3 separate regions of the Homo sapiens genome follow, and regions 2 and 3 are each linked to region 1. Evidence: read pairs that join two places in POLR2A ChIA-PET (ENCODE). Cell type or tissue: OCI-LY7. All regions are shown on one strand. Region 1 has its middle 11 kb from the start of S1PR1. Region 2 overlaps DBT (dihydrolipoamide branched chain transacylase E2). Region 3 has its middle 2.9 kb from the start of GPR88.

Evidence for each region. ChIA-PET counts read pairs that join two places held together with the same protein. Peaks named below come from ENCODE experiments on the same cell type or tissue, not always from the same donor. Only the 100,000 strongest peaks of a DNase experiment are listed, where the experiment ranks them.
Region 2: POLR2A ChIA-PET joins it to region 1 with 5 read pairs; 3 of 35 experiments call an interaction of 5 or more read pairs at or near these places.
Region 3: POLR2A ChIA-PET joins it to region 1 with 6 read pairs; 2 of 35 experiments call an interaction of 5 or more read pairs at or near these places.

The regions. Positions count from the first base shown.
Region 1 is chr1:101,247,000-101,249,499 of GRCh38, reverse strand. No RefSeq gene overlaps it. Among named protein-coding and RNA genes, the nearest start is that of S1PR1, 11 kb to the right of the region's middle. RefSeq lists an enhancer at 1,510-1,729. In OCI-LY7, no CTCF peak of the experiment used is centred here; a DNase peak (open chromatin) is centred at 1,409; H3K4me3 peaks cover 803 bases; H3K27ac peaks cover 1,955 bases.
Region 2 is chr1:100,243,810-100,246,309 of GRCh38, reverse strand. The region is part of intron 1 of DBT (dihydrolipoamide branched chain transacylase E2); the gene reads left to right. Among named protein-coding and RNA genes, the nearest start is that of DBT, 4.8 kb to the left of the region's middle. In OCI-LY7, no CTCF peak of the experiment used is centred here; no DNase peak of the experiment used is centred here.
Region 3 is chr1:100,533,962-100,536,461 of GRCh38, reverse strand. No RefSeq gene overlaps it. Among named protein-coding and RNA genes, the nearest start is that of GPR88, 2.9 kb to the left of the region's middle. In OCI-LY7, no CTCF peak of the experiment used is centred here; no DNase peak of the experiment used is centred here.

The DNA of each region.
Region 1 (2,500 bases):
CTGGTATGAAGTTCAGCAACAATACTGGCTTGCATCAAATTTCTTAGAAAATGAACTGAGAGTAGAGGCTGGTCATGGTGGCTCATGCCTGTAATCCTAGCACTTGGGATGCCTAGGCAGGAGTATTGCTTGAGCTCAGGAGTTCGAGACCAGCCTGAAAAACATAGTGAGACCCTGTCTGTATTAAAAATAAAATAATAAAAGTTAAAAAAAAAGAACTGAGAGCAGACTCCATTTGATACAAAATCCCTTACAGATGTTTATATTATTTTAATACATTTCAATTTTCGCTAATTAGGCCCACAATTCAAAATCACTATTTTTTGAAAAAACAACATAAAACACTAAACGAGCATAGTTTTTTTAACAGAAAAATTAATACAGTGGATATATAAAGTGAGATGATGTATATTATGTATATATTATGGTGTATATTATGTATATTATATGGGCCTTTTTGCTTCTTTACAATTAGAAGGTCCAAGGCTGGGCACGGTGGCTCATGCCTGTAATCCCAGCATTTTAGGCGGCGAGGCAGGAGGATCGCTTGAAGCCAGCAGTTCAAGACCAGTCTGGACAACAAGGTGAGACCCCTGTCCCCAAAACCATCTCTACTGGAAAAAAAAAAAAAAAGTAGCCAACATGGCATGCACCTTATAGTCCCAGCTACACAGGAGACTGAGGCCAGAGGATCGCTTAGTTTGAGGCTGCAGTGAGCTAGGATCACGACACTGTACTCCAGACTGGGTGACAGAGCAAGACCCTGTCTCCTTAATAAATACATGAAAGAAAGCTCTTGTGGTTGTGTCTTCTAAATTTCTTTTTTTTTTTTTTTTTTTTGAGATGGAGTCTTGCTCTGTCGCCCAGGCTGGCGTGCAGTGGCACAATCTCGGCTCACTGCAACCTCCACCTCCCGGGTTCAAGTGATTCTCTTGCCTCAGCCTCCCAAGTAGCTGGGATTTCAGGCACATACCACCACCCCTGGCTAATTTTTGTATTTTTAGTAAAGATGAGTTTTCACCAAGTTGGTCAGGCTAGTCTCGAACCGCTGACCTCGTGATCTGCTCATCTCGGCCTCCCAAAGTGCTGGGATTACAGGTGTGAGCCACTGCACCCGGCCCTAAATTTCTTATGATTCTGCAACTCCTACTTTTATAGTATAAATAGTATATATAGTAAAAATAGGTTCCTATTATAGTATAAATATGTAGCTGGAAAAAGTGTTGATATAAAATATTCAGTCAATTGAGGCAAAGCATTTTACAGATTGAATAATCTAGGTAATTCTTTGGTACCCTAATTCACTTTGCACGTGTGAATGGGAATATGAAAATCTGTGTTTTTCTAAACGCTGCCTTGACCAGCATCTAGACAAGGAAGAGAAACCAAGAACTATTTCTGCAGGTGGCCACATGAAGCTCGCTGAAGCAGAACAGCATGTGAGAACTAACCACTATTTCTGGTACCTCAAAAGATCTGCAGAAGCTTGGTGAGAGAAGACTTTTCAGGCAGATGATAGTTAATGTCTTTACAAGTGATTTAGCACAAGTCTTCTCTTATTATAGAACATAACTTTACTGGTGACCTGAATTTGTTTTTCTCTGAAGTGTCTAGACAGGAGCAAGAGAAACTCTGAAATTAGAAATAAATATACTCTCCTTTGTACAAAACACTGAAGCTACTCATCCTCCCACCAGCAGACATTATGCTTTGAGGGGTAGATCTGGTAATGGCGAGCAGGTATCTGAGCTATTGGCATTCTCAAGAGACTTCCTGATAGAAATGGCACACAAATGTGAGCAGGTCAACTTGGATTCAGTAGAGCTGGTGTATAAGATGAGTGCAGAGTTCTTGGGCTGCACAAGGAGTTATCCCCAGCTCCCTGGCCTCAAGCAATCACTGAACATACAGCACACAAACGACCTACCTAGGCTGCTCTCTCAAGTCCTCTACATGACTTTCAATGGCTCACTAGTAGATAAGTCTGCTTATCCTCTTGAGTTGTGAATTTTTCTCTCCTTTCCTTTTCATCCAAGTTGAATAAGGACACCACCTATGACTTATTCAAACGTACACTTCATCTGCACATTATAAACCAAGCAGCTCCACCTAGCACAGTTCACAATAGGGATCTAGGAAGAAAAACACAAACTAAGGAGAGATAGAAACTGAAGACAATGTTGAATGCTTTTATTTTACGGAGTTGCTTCTTGATCACATGGGGACTAGATGCTGAAAAATAGAATACAAATACTGATATTTACAACACCACCCAATAACACAAGGAACTTCTCTCCATTCCAAATATGAGTTTATTCTTCATTATTTAATTTTAAGTAATTTAGAGATATAAATTAAATAAAAGCCAATGATGAAAAGCTGCCAATATTAATTGTATTTGTTAAATGAAATTATTTTAGACTGCTAAAGAACTCAATATATTAGAGGAAGTGTACAACAATGAACAAACTCATGGGAAAAAAAGAACTGTTTCTTGGCT
Region 2 (2,500 bases), 1.0 Mb after region 1:
CTTCTGTCCTGGTTGTGATATTGAATTATTAATTTTTTATTTTTATTTTTTTTGAGACGGCGTCTCACTCTGTCACCAGGCTGGAGTGCAGTGGTGCAATCTCAGCTCACTGCAACCTCCGCCTCCCGGGTTCAAGCGATTCTCCTGCCTCAGCCTCCCAAGTAACTGGGCAGGCACGCGCCACCATGCCCAGCTAATTTTTGTATTTTTAATAGAGACGGGGTTTCGCTGTGTTGGCCAGGATGGTCTTGATCTCTTGACCTCGTGATCCACCTGCCTCAGTCTCCCAAAGTGCTGGGATTACAGGCATGAGCCACTGCACCTGGCCTAATTTTTTATTTTATTTATTATTATTTTTGAGACAAGTTCTTGCTCTGTTGCCCAGGCTGGAGTGTGGTGGCATGATCTTGGCTCACTGCAGTCTTGACCTCCTGGGCTCAAGTGGTCCTCCTTCCTCAGCCTCCCAAGTAGCTGGGACTACAGGCATTCACCACCACAGCCAACTAATTATTTTGATTTTTAGTAGACAAAGTCTCAATGCATTGCCCAGTATGGTCTTGAACTCCTGGGCTCCAGTGATCCTTCTGCTTTGGACTCCCAAAATGTTGGGATTACAGGCATGAGTCACTGCACCTGGCTGAATTATTTTTAAAATCAAGGAAAGACCTATTTTAGTCAAATAATTGCATTAAGACTTAGACTACACGTATAGTTGTTCAACCAGGATGTATTTGAGAATGAAAATGGTGTTATTAATAATTGCCTTGAATCACTAGAGGTGAATTGGGTGTCACCTCAGGCAAATTGGTACAGATGGTCCCCATAGAACTAGGTGTCTTTAGTATTGTTCATAGATGAATTTAGAATTGCTTCAAATATAAAATATATAAAACTGATAATTCCATAAGCATGCCTTTTTAAAATTGGAGGTTTAAAGCCTTATGCTTAATTTACTAGTCTAGCTGGGTGTGGTGGCTCACACCTGTAATCCTAGCATTCTGGGAGACTGAGACAGGAGGATTGCTTCAGCCCAGGAGTTTAAGACCATCCTGGGCAAAAAAGTGAGACCCTGTCTTTATTTTATTATTATTATTATTATTTGAGATGGGATTACAGGTGTGAGCCACTGCACCCAGCCAACCCTGTCTTTGAAGAAAATTAAAAAATATAATTTACTAGTCTAATAGTCTGTTTCTAGAAAAAAAATTTAGAATTCTAGCTTGAAAAATTATTTCTTCTCCTCTTTCCTGTTGCCTGTTAATCCATCTATTCAGCAACTTCACAGTGTTTTTAGCCTTCTCCTCAGAGCCATTCAATTACTATTATATTAATCATATACTGCCTATGGTACTTTTGTTGCTTTTTTTCTTTTTCTACTATTAATTACCTCAGTCAGGAGCCTGTTGCTTTGTGTCTCAAATACTATACAGTACTCTCCCCTTCTTATCTGTGGTCTCAGTTAGCCATGATCTACTGTAGTCTGAAAATAGGTGAGCACAGTACAGTAAGATATTTTGAGAGAGAGACCACATTCACAAAACCTTTATTACAGTATATTATTATAATTTTTCTATTTTATTATCAGTTATTATTATTACTGTCTTACTGTGTCTGATTTATAAATTAAACTTTATCATAGGTATGTATATATAGGAAAAACACGGTATATGTAGAATATGTAGGATTCAGTACTGTCCATGGTTTTAGGCACCCACCGGGGGATCTTGAACGTGTCCACTGCACATAAGGAGATAAGAGAGGAATACGGTAATAGTTATTTTTTTAAAAAAATCCTTTTTTGATAATTTTGGTATGTAATAGTTTCTTGACTTCTCCCTTTCTCTCCAGATTTTATCTGTTATAATCTATTCAATAAACCACTACTAATTTCCTAATCCTTTTTCTTCAATAACCCATAATGTATGAGTTCAAACTCCTTATACTGACATTATAGTCATCAACCATTTCCTCCTTGAGCTGTTTCCATTGCTCTCTTTTATACCTTTGGTCAAGCCAAATCAAGCCGCTCAATGTCCCAGCAGATATGCTAAGTCAATTTCTGCTGTAGTTTATTTATGCTGTTTCCTCTGCCTTAAAAGTGCCCTTCTGCTCTTTTATTATGTATGCTTATTATGCACAGTGCAGCTTAAATCTTCCTCCAAGAAGCCTTCCCAGGTCACACTAACGTGAAAAAAAAGCCCACCAGACCCCTCTACTTAAACTCCTTTTTTTTTTTTTTTTTTTTTGAGATAGAATTTTGCTCTTGTTGCCTAGGCTGGAGTGCAATGAGATTACAGCTATGAACCACTGTGCCCGGCCTGCTTAAACTCCTTTATCACGTACTGCCTATGTCTCTTTTTTTTTTTTTTCGTAAACCTATGGACTATATTAAAGAAGCCTATGCCTCTTATTACAAAAAGTTAGAGCATGCATGTCCATGCTTGAGTGTGTTTGTATGTGTGTTTATTTTCTCACATACGTTGTAAACTCTTTGAAATTA
Region 3 (2,500 bases), 710 kb after region 1:
CAATATGGTTAGTTGATGACTTCAAGAACTCTGATGAGGATTAAGGATAAGCATGACTTGATAGATTTGGTCCAGCTAAGCTATATCTGAATGAAATTGGTTGGGGCAGGGGCAGGGGCCGGAGGGGGAAGTGAAAGAAAAGAACCAGTGACTTGCTATTCAGAGGGTTGAAGGTTTCGATATCAAGTTTACTGATGTAAATGAGATGAGTATTTGTCATCATCTTTTTGCCTATTGCCATTTGTCCTTATTGAGGTTTTGAGTGCATTAAGCACAGCAAGCCTGCATTTCTCCTTTCTAGTTATGACACATGGCGTATACCTCTTCTCTGTAACATGCATTGTAGTTCTGGCCCATATGTCCAGGAGTCTTTTCCACTCTGTCCCTAAGAGCAATGTTTCAGGAGAAAGGAGACTCTCCTAATCATTCATAGTTAAAACTTGCCATTGAAGTAAAGTTTTTTCTCTCACATTAACATAGTCCTAAAGGACTCTCTGATAGAATGTGGTGGGAGGGTATTCAAATTCTGGATCCCTGGTCCCAGCTGCCACTTTGTGTTGCCTTTGAGACGAGCAGCATTCCTGCTGAGGGACTCCAGTGCCTGGCAGTCACACACACTTCCTCCAAGACCATGCCTCCCTTAGCGCTGGCCTGACAGGGGCCAAATTTTTGTTTGTTTCTGGATTTGGTTTTCCTTTTGTTTTAAGTTAATGAACTTACATAATATAGGGTGGGAATTTTTTCTATCTTATTTCCAGCACCAGGTCAGTGCCTGGGACATAGTAGAAACTTAATCAATACTTACTGAATTAATAAGTGAATGGCAGTGTAAATGATTTCATTTATGTTTTCTCCACGGTGAAACAGTAATTCACTTTTATGAGCATCTCTTTCCTCCCACCTTCAGCAGGAACTTGCCCCATCAGTCATCTGCTTTCTGCTGTCTCTTGTCAGTCTCTCTGCTCTCCACTGCTTGCTCCCCTTCAGACTTACAAAAATGCTGATTTCACCACAACCTCATAAAACTCCCCTGGAACTTCACCTCCTTCTCATGGTGCCTACACACAGCTCACTTCCCCTTCCTGATGGAAGTGCTCATTTTCTCCTTCTACTTCTGATTTTACCATTGAATACCCACCCACACGGCCCTTAGCTCTCCCTGCTCCACAGAAACAGCTTTGGCCAAGGTTAACAGTAGCCTCTCAGTAGCAAATCGTGACTCCTAAATCCTTGCCCTCTACTTTGACTCTGTGAAGAACACCCTCCTCCTCAGTGCCATTTCCCTCCAGGTTTCCCTTTGCTTCTGTTCCTCTGTCTGCTCCCTTCCAGACTCAGTCTCTGGCTCCCCAGTGTCATGGCTCCTTTAAGATAGTGTTCCTGGCTTCTCTTCTTGGTTCTCTTCTCACCCTACTCTCTCTCCCTAATTGATCTCATCTGATTCCTGCCTTCCACTCTCGCCTATGGGTCACCCACAGATTCTTTCCCACCAAGCTTACTTCTTTCCAGAGTTGCAGACGTGTTGGAACTCTCCATTCGGCTGGCCTCTCTCCCTCCTCATCCCACTCATTCTCCTATGGTCACTGATTTGGTTAATAGTCCCCATTGTTACCCTAGTGTTTCTAATAATTCACTATCAAATATGGTGTTTGTTATAGTTTTCTGATATATTGTTTATAAGTTAGAGACATTTCTATCTATTTCTAGTATGACTTTTATATGAAGTGAATTTTTTTTTAGCTGTTGATGTAGTAGGTTACATTTGATATATTTTTAAAAGTTGAATCATCTTTGCATTCCTCTGATAAACCCTGTTTGGTTACAATATATTATCCTTTTAAAGATAGACTGTAGGATTCTATTTGGTAGTATTTTATTTAAGAGTTTTGCATCATAAGTAAAGCCCACTTGGTTTATTTTTCTTGTGCCATCTTGTCCTTTCTTAGTGTCAAGGTTAAGATAAAATTCCCCCCAGGAGTTATTTCACCACTGCTACATCCACATCCACATTCCAGCCCACAGAGATGGAGAAAGATGAAGGGAGGGCAGCCAGCTTCCTTTTTAAGATTTCAGGAGAATCATAAACATCATTATTTTCAATGCCGTCGAGTACATACCATATGTGCCAAGCCATGCTTTGAGTATTTTTTATCTGTTGTTACATTTATTCCTCATGCCAGGGTGACAAGGTACCCAGTCTCCCCCACCCCCCCCACCTAAATTTGCAGGGCAGAGCAGGTGTTCAAAAGGAAGTTTGCCTGCCAATGTCTAAATATTTTAAAATCATAAATCCAGCTATCAAACTATTAAATATGTTCTATTCTCCTAACTTAACAAATATACTTTCATGACAACTGGAGAGCCAGACTCAAATTTAGAATTCTGACCAGACACAATAGCTCACACCTATAATCCCAGCAATTTGCAAGGCAGAGGTGGGCAGATTGTTTGAGGCCAGAAGTTTGAGGCAAGCCTCAAACTGGGCAACATAGCCAGACCCTCG